Regions from separate parts of the Homo sapiens genome. Here region 1 is linked to region 2. A link is a contact called in ENCODE Hi-C or POLR2A ChIA-PET data. All regions are on one chromosome and are shown on one strand. Each heading gives the region's core, a stretch centred on a gene start or an enhancer-like site at or near the end of the contact. The rest is flanking DNA. Distances are from core to core; before and after follow the strand shown. Region 1 overlaps LOC105376863 (a long non-coding RNA gene). Region 2 overlaps LOC124903876 (a long non-coding RNA gene).

Region 1 (3,460 bases), core at 708-3,207, 440 kb before region 2:
GAGGTGGAGGTTGCAGTAAGCCAAGATGGACTCCAGCCTGGGTGACAGAGTGAGGATCCATCTCAAAAAAAATAAAATAAAATAAAATCTAAAGCCTGATAAAAGTTTGTGTCTCAATAAATTCAGCGTGATGAAGTACAGCAATAGCAGCTTCAAGATTGAGAGGAGAGGGGCAAGTTGGGGAGGAGGGAGAGGGTTCTTAGGTGTGTCACTGAGAAGAGGCCCTGTTCCATGTCATGCTAGTTCCCTGGCCCATTCTCAAGGGTAAGAATGATGTCAGACCCCATCAAGTCTCACTGAGGATCCAAGAGCAGAGAAGACCAAAGGCGGATGTTCTGGGAGGCTCCTGCAGCTCAAGCTTTGGGCCCTTTACTTGCACCGGCCTCTTCCAAGGCTCTGGACCTAATTTCATATTAATGGCTTTTATTTTCTTTAGAGAAGACCCCTAGAACTGCTTCAGGATCTGCCCCTGAAGAGGCCCTCAGCCTCACTTTCTCAGAAAGAAGCCCAGGACACTAGCCTGTTGGACGTAAGACCACAAGGAGCAAAAACATACCCTGGCTGAGGCCCCAGATCAACCAGCTCCCAGCCAAACCCCCAGCCGACTGCAGTTGCAAGTGGTCTCGGCCAAGACCAGGAGAAGAACCATCCATCCCACCTCAAATAGCTGACCCACAGAATCATAAACAAATAAGACAGTGTTGTCATAAGCCACTAAATCCAAGAGTGTTTTGTTATACAGAAATAGATAACTGATGCAGTGAATTTGGACAAGTCATCAAAAAAAAAAAAGAATTTTTGGATGAGTCACTTTATTCACTCAAAATAATATTTACTGGGAAAAAAAGTGAAGGGCGGAAGAATACGCCACCCCAAAATATGCTATTTTGGCTTAAGAATTATTTTGAGTTAAAGGCATGAACACTGACATTTTTTCTTTCTGAAAGCAAATTCCCAGTGACAGTTGTTCTTTCAGGACAGGTGCAGTGGCTCACACCTGTAATCCCAACACTTTGGGAAGCCAAGGCAGGAGGATTGTTTGAGTCCAGGAGTTCAAGACCAGCCTCGGCAACATGGTGAAACCCCGTCTCTATTAAAAATACAAAAATTAGCTGGGCGTGGTGGCACATGCCTATCATCCCAGCCACAAGGGAGGCTGAGACACAAGAACTGCTTGAACCCAGGAGGCAGAGGTTGCAGCGAGCCAAGATTGTACCACTGCACTCCAGCCTGGGCCACACAACAAGACTTCATCTCAAAAAAAAAAAAAAAAGCTGGACACAGTGGCTCACACCTATAATCCCAGCACTTTGGGGTGCTGAGGCGGGCAGATCACTTGAGGTCAGGAGTTCGAGACCAGCCTGGCTCTCATGGTGAAACCCCATCTCTACTAAAAAAATACAAAAATGAGCTGGGCATGGTGGCGGGCACCTGTAATCCCAACTACTCGGGAGGCTGAGGAAGGAGAATCACTTGAACCTCGGAGGCAGAGGTTGCAGTGAGCTGAGATCGCACCACTGAACTCCGGCCTGGATGACAAGAGCGAGACTCCATCTCGAAAAAAAAAGAAAAAAAAATATCTTATGTTAGCAGGGCTCTCAAAGGCAAGCACTGAATATAACAACTGGAATGGAAAAACTGAAAGAAGCTCTTCTAGTACCTAAGCAAAGCCATCCTCAATCCTAAAGCTGGGGGGCCCTGGAGTACCCTCCCGAGAAGTCTTTCTTACCCAGGATTCAGTGTACACAAATTGAAAGACTGAGGGAATGAGTAGGTTTCCTAACTCAGTTCTCCATGCCAAAGTTCATCCTCCTACGGGCTGAGAGCAGGGTAGAACTATTTCAGGCCCAACGTCAACATCCTTGAGAAATTCTTATCTGGAAAGAGTGGGGAGGTCGCCATGGCAACCTGTCCCAGGCCCAGCCCTGGCACAGCTCCAAGGCACACAAATAAAACCATTGGAATGTGGTGCAGGGCTCAGGGCGGGATAACTAGAAAGTTGCCAAGTTTCCATGAAAACCAACAATGTGAGGCCTCAGCCTCTGGAAGATGTCAGTAGGGAAGCTTGGGTCCCCACAGGGTCTACCCATGGAAATATAACACATTCCTAAATAGCACATATGTGCGCGCACACAGCATCACACGCACACAGCCTGCTTGGACGACAGCGACACTGCTTCTTGAAAAAGAGCCTTGTTGAAAGGAGAGCACTGGCCTTAGAGCCAGACAGAGATTCCAGTACCCGCCCTGTCAATTCCTGGGAACCCCAGGTCAGTTTCTGAACAAGTTATCCTCGTGGCCACCTCCCTTGCCTTCTCCATGTCTTTGTTCCAAGGTCATCTCCATGAGACATTTCCTGGTTACTTTAATTATTTATGTATTTATTCTATTTATTTATTTATTTATTTTTCTTGAGATGGAGTCTCGCTCTGTCGCCCAGGCTGGAGTGCAATGGCACGATCTCGGCTCACTGCAACCTCCACCTCCAAGGTTCAAGCGATTCTCCTGCCTCAGCCTCCCAAGTAGCTAGGATTACAGGCATGTGCCACCATGCCCAGCTAATTTTGTATTTTTAGTAGAGGTGGAGTTTCACCATGTTGGCCAGGCTGATTTTGAACTCCTGACCTCAGATGATCCACCTGCCTTGGCCTCCCAAAGTGCTGGGATTACAGGCATGAGCCACCTTGCCCAGCCGCCCTAGTCACTTTAAATCAAATTGCAGGCTGGGCACAGTGGCTCACGCCTGTAATCCCAGCACTTTAGGAGGCCAAGGCGGGTGGATTGCTTGAGGTCAGGAGTTCAAGACCAGCCTGACCAACATGGTGAAACCCCGTCTCTACTAAAAGTACAAAAGTTAGCCGAGCATGGTGGTGCATGCCTGTAATCCTAGCTACTTGGGAAGCTGAGCAGGAGAATTGCTTGAACCTGGGAGGCTAAGGTTGCAGTGAGCCGAGATCATGCCACTGCACTCCAGCCTGGGTGACAGAGCAAGACTCTGTCTCAAAAAAAAAAAAAAAAAAAAAAAAAAAAACCAGAAAGAAATCAAATTGCAGCCTCACGCATCCCCCACGCTCCTACTCTTCTTTATTTTTCTCCATGCTCTTAGCACCACCTGACATGCTCTATATTTTACTTCCTTAACTTATTTATTACCTTGTTAATGTCACTTCCACAGGGACAGGGATTTTTGTCCCTTTTGCCCATGCTCTACCTCCAGCACCTAGAAAATACCTGGCATGTAGTAGGTGCACAAGGAAGATTGTTGAGTAAATGCATGTAGTTTTGTCATTAGCAAAATAGGAGTCATTCTACCACCATAGGGTTAATGTGAGGGTTGAAGGAGATGCTATGGCATTAGTGCCCAGTCCTTAGCAGGGGTACCAGTGTCACTTCTGGTTACATCCTGCATTTGGTGAGGTCCCCTCATCACCTTCCTGTAGTACTTAGATCACATTTAAGA
Region 2 (3,897 bases), core at 149-2,648:
TCCCACTTTGACCTCTAATCCTGTCCTCAGTCAGAGCCCAGATTCCTCCACCAGCTGCTGAGACCTGCCAACTTGCTAAGTGATTGCCCTACTCAATGCTGAAGGCCTGACATATCAGCCCGGCTCTCTCAGCAAGCCCCAGGGCTGTGAAGGAAACTGGGCAGAGGGTGTCACAAGAGTGGAGGGAGAAAAAACCAAAGCAAGGGTCACCCATATCTCTACTCTGCCCAGAACCCGCCTGCTACGCCTATTCATTAGAACATTCATGGCCATTTACCGAGCTCTTTAAGCTATGAGTCTTGCACACTTACAACAGCTCTCACAGCTGTGCCCCACTCCCCCATCCCTGGAGACCTACAAGGGCCCATATTAACTGTATTACTTCTCTATTGCTGCTATAACAAAATGACTACAAACTTAGTCACTTAAAACAACTTAAGTTTATGCTCTCAAACCAACCTGATCTCACTGGGCTAAAATCAGGGTGTTTGCAGGGACTTCCCTTTCGGAGAATCTGGAAGATAATTGATTTCCTTGCCTTTTCCAGCTTCTGGAGGCTGCCAACATTCCTTGGGTTGTGACCCCTTCCTTCATTTTCAAAGCCAGCAACATGGCATCTCTCTGACCCTGTTTTCGTGGTTGCCTCTCTTTCTCTGACTCTTTTCTGCTGCCCTCTCCCACTTTTAAGGACCCTTCTGATTCCATTGGACCCACCTAGATAATCCTGCATAGCAACCTTCATTCCATCTGCAAACTTAATTCCCACTTGCCGTGTAACAGTACATTCACAAATTATAGGGATTAGGACACAGACATCTTTGGAGGTGACTATGATCCTGCCTACCATGTTAACCAACCCAGAGTGGCGGGGACCATACAACCCAGAGAGCTTGTGCTCCTTCTCAAGGGAGCAACTGCTGCTCAGCTCCAGCTGTCATCATCATGCATCAGTATGGGTTCAGTGTGGCTGAGTCTGCCAATATTTCAAGTGAAATCAGAAAATTGGACTTTCAGGTGAAGATTTCCAATTCTGACATCACTGTGCAGACCAAAAAAGAACAAAAAATCTCATAGGCTAGATATAGCCTGAAGCCACCCAGGTGTGACCTCTGGGTCCACCTCTACCACATCAGCTGTGTGAGATGATGAGATTTCTCTGGCATTTACAGGCTCTGCAGGTTCTGGGGGATGGAGAACCAGTCAGGCCTAGAGGCCAGAGAGAATGTGGTCAGGAGCATAGCGGGTACTGAAGGGGGTGCCTCAGGGGAAAGTTCAGAGGGAGAAGGGACTGACCATCTCCCTAAGGGACTAACCATCACCTGCAGGAAGCAGCAGTGCCTCAAAGGGTACAGGAAATCAGGCTGAGGCCGACCTGAAGAAATCAACCAGAGTAAGGTGGGCTTTATGGCTTGTGACCTCAGAACAAATCAAGCACACTCTTTCTACTTTCAAAAAGTATCAGTTCTTCCCCTCCCCACAAAACTAGCAACATTGGCTGACTGTGAGAAGAGGATGGCAGGGGCCGGGGTGAGAAGGAGGCCTTTCACTTTATGCCTCTCGAGCTTTTTGAGTTTTTAACCAGGTGAAAGTATTACCTACTTAAAACATTAAATTCAAAAGCTTTTATTCATTTAAAAATATTTTAAAATACAATCGATTACATTAGAGGTAAAAACACAAAAGTAGTTGTCATGGTGATGCTACTGCACTTCCATGAAGATGGTATGTGTGGTCATATAACAGGATGGTTTAGAAATGGTGAAATCTTCATACATTTGGCTAATTACTCCGGACCCATCGCCTGTCATTCAAACTGATGGCTGCTTTTCCTTATCCTTACATGCCAGCACTTGAATAAACCAGGTTGGTGTCTTTTGGAGTTCTTTTCCATTCTGACTGGCACAAAGCTAAGGCTCTGGAGTCAGTCGGCTTGCCTCTTCCATGCTGTGTGACCTTGAACAACATGCTTAGCCTCTCTGAGCCTGTTTCCTCATCTGTATAATGGCTTCATAGGCTTTTTATGAAGATAAATGAGTTAATGTGTATAAAGCACTTGAAACAGCACAAAATCAGTGCCCATAAATGTTGACACTTATTATTAACTATTTTCATTATTCTTTTAATCTTGTTTATTTTTGAGTGGGGGGATTATTAAAACCATAACTTAAGACATGTAACAAAACATAAGTAACGTAGGTGAACTAAAATGAAGCGAATTTAACCTCTGGTCCCCCAAATCCTTACAAGCGCCCTCTTAACAGGAGTATCATTGTCTATTTCATAGATAGAAAAACTGAAGCTTGGGGAAAGTGAGTGAGTTGCTCTAGGACACTGAGTTTGGAAATAGAAAAGATAGGAGCTTGAACCGCGTTTTCAAGACTCCAGATCCCATGGCTTTCAACTCGAGGCTGTCCTACAGTATGATTATAAAGTAACAGGTGCTCCTTCCTTATTTGGTCCAAAAGAAAAAAAAATTGCAGGGCTCAGAGGGGAACTTGGCTTTTTGATTTGTTCAGTTTGGGGTCAGCCCTTCCTTGCTCCTGGCCCCAGATTCAGTAGATTCCAGGGTGGGGGGGTCAGGTCAGCAGGTCTCTGGCTTATATTCTGGCCTCAGCTTTGGAGCCAAGTTATTCTCTCCCCTGGGAGGGAGTCAGGGTTGGGGAGGGGGTGTCAGAGCCTGGAGACTGCTGTGGATGTCCCTGGCCCAGCTGTGGCCTGAGCTTTCTCACCAGGAGGCTTTCCCAGCATCCCCACTCTTCCCCAGGCCTTCTGCCATCTCTCCCAATTCTCACCATCCAAGAAGTAGTTGTTGCAGCTTGAAAACATGGCTGCTAGCAAACTTGTGGGTTAAATGCCCCAGGAAGATGGAGCGCACTGCCCAAGCAATTTCCAGGAAGCAGGACAGCCCAGAGGTCAGGAACACTTTGCAGTTTTGAAATTTGGCTCTTTTGCTTCTAGCTCTTCGGTCTTAGGCGGGTGGCTTCACCTTTCTGATGCTTCCGCAACTGTGAAATGGGATGATAATAGTATCTGTCACAAAAGTTGTTTGGAAGCCTGGGCAGCATAGAGAGACCCTGTCTCTACAAATAAGTACAAAAAAATTGGGCCGGGCGCAGTGGTCTATAATCCTATAATCACAGCACTTTGGGAGGACCAGGCAGGCAGATCACGAGGTCAGGAAATCGAGACCATCCTAGCTAACATGGTGAAACCCCGTCTCTACTAAAAATACAAAAAAATTAGCTGGGTATGGTGGTGGGCGCCTGTAATCCCAGCTATTCAGGAGGCTGAGGCAGGAGAATGGTGTGAACCCAGGAGGCGGAGCTTGCAGTGAGCCGAGATTGCACCACTGCACTCCAGCCTGGGCGACAGAGTGAGACTTCATCTCAAAAAAAAAAAAAAAAATTTGCCAGCTGTGGTGGCATGTACCTGTGGTTCCAGCTACTCGGGAGGCTGAGGCAGGAGGATTGCCTAAGCATGAAGGTTGAGGCTGCAGTGAGCCATGATCAGGCCACTGCACTCCAGCCTGGGCAACAGAGCAAGACCCTGTCTCCAAAAAAAAAAAAAAAAAAGTTGTTGGGAGAATTTTTAAAAAGAGATTTATTGGTGTTTAATTTACATACTAGAAAATTCACCAATATTTATGTATATAATTCAATGATTTTTAGCACATTTACAGAGTCGTGCAACCATCACATCAATTCCAGAATACTTTCATCACCCCCACATAAAACCCTGTATCCATTAGCAGTCACTCCCCTTCTGTCCCCCAGTCCCAGGCAACCATTAATCTACTTTCTGTCTCTATAAATTTTTAGAAATTTATAGAAATTTCTTTTAGAAATTTCACATAAATGGAACTGCACAGTATGTGGTCCTTTGTGTCTTGCTCCTTTC

The links. Hi-C counts contacts between places; a loop is a spot of excess contacts on that map. ChIA-PET counts read pairs that join two places held with the same protein, here RNA polymerase II (POLR2A). Pooled maps may share reads with other maps.
Region 1: a pooled map of heart left ventricle shows a loop between it and region 2 (2.6-fold over the local background). The contact joins two enhancer-like sites. A Hi-C loop is called at or near these places in 1 of 168 maps with a recorded cell type or tissue (ascending aorta) and 6 of 50 pooled maps. POLR2A ChIA-PET finds 5 or more read pairs at or near these places in 2 of 52 experiments (BJ and OCI-LY7).

Annotation. Positions count from the first base shown.
Region 1 is chr1:24,017,453-24,020,912 of GRCh38, reverse strand. The region is part of intron 1 of LOC105376863 (a long non-coding RNA gene); the gene reads right to left. Among named protein-coding and RNA genes, the nearest start is that of SRSF10, 39 kb to the right of the region's middle. Within about 2 kb of position 1,957, at least 31 of the 41 ENCODE cell types and tissues checked have a DNase peak (open chromatin) inside an H3K27ac peak, as active enhancers do.
Region 2 is chr1:23,571,855-23,575,751 of GRCh38, reverse strand. It overlaps LOC124903876 (a long non-coding RNA gene), which reads right to left. Exons shown (of 3, transcript XR_007065537.1): 3 at 2,052-3,005. Among named protein-coding and RNA genes, the nearest start is that of ID3, 14 kb to the right of the region's middle. RefSeq lists an enhancer at 906-995. Within about 2 kb of position 1,398, at least 5 of the 41 ENCODE cell types and tissues checked have a DNase peak (open chromatin) inside an H3K27ac peak, as active enhancers do.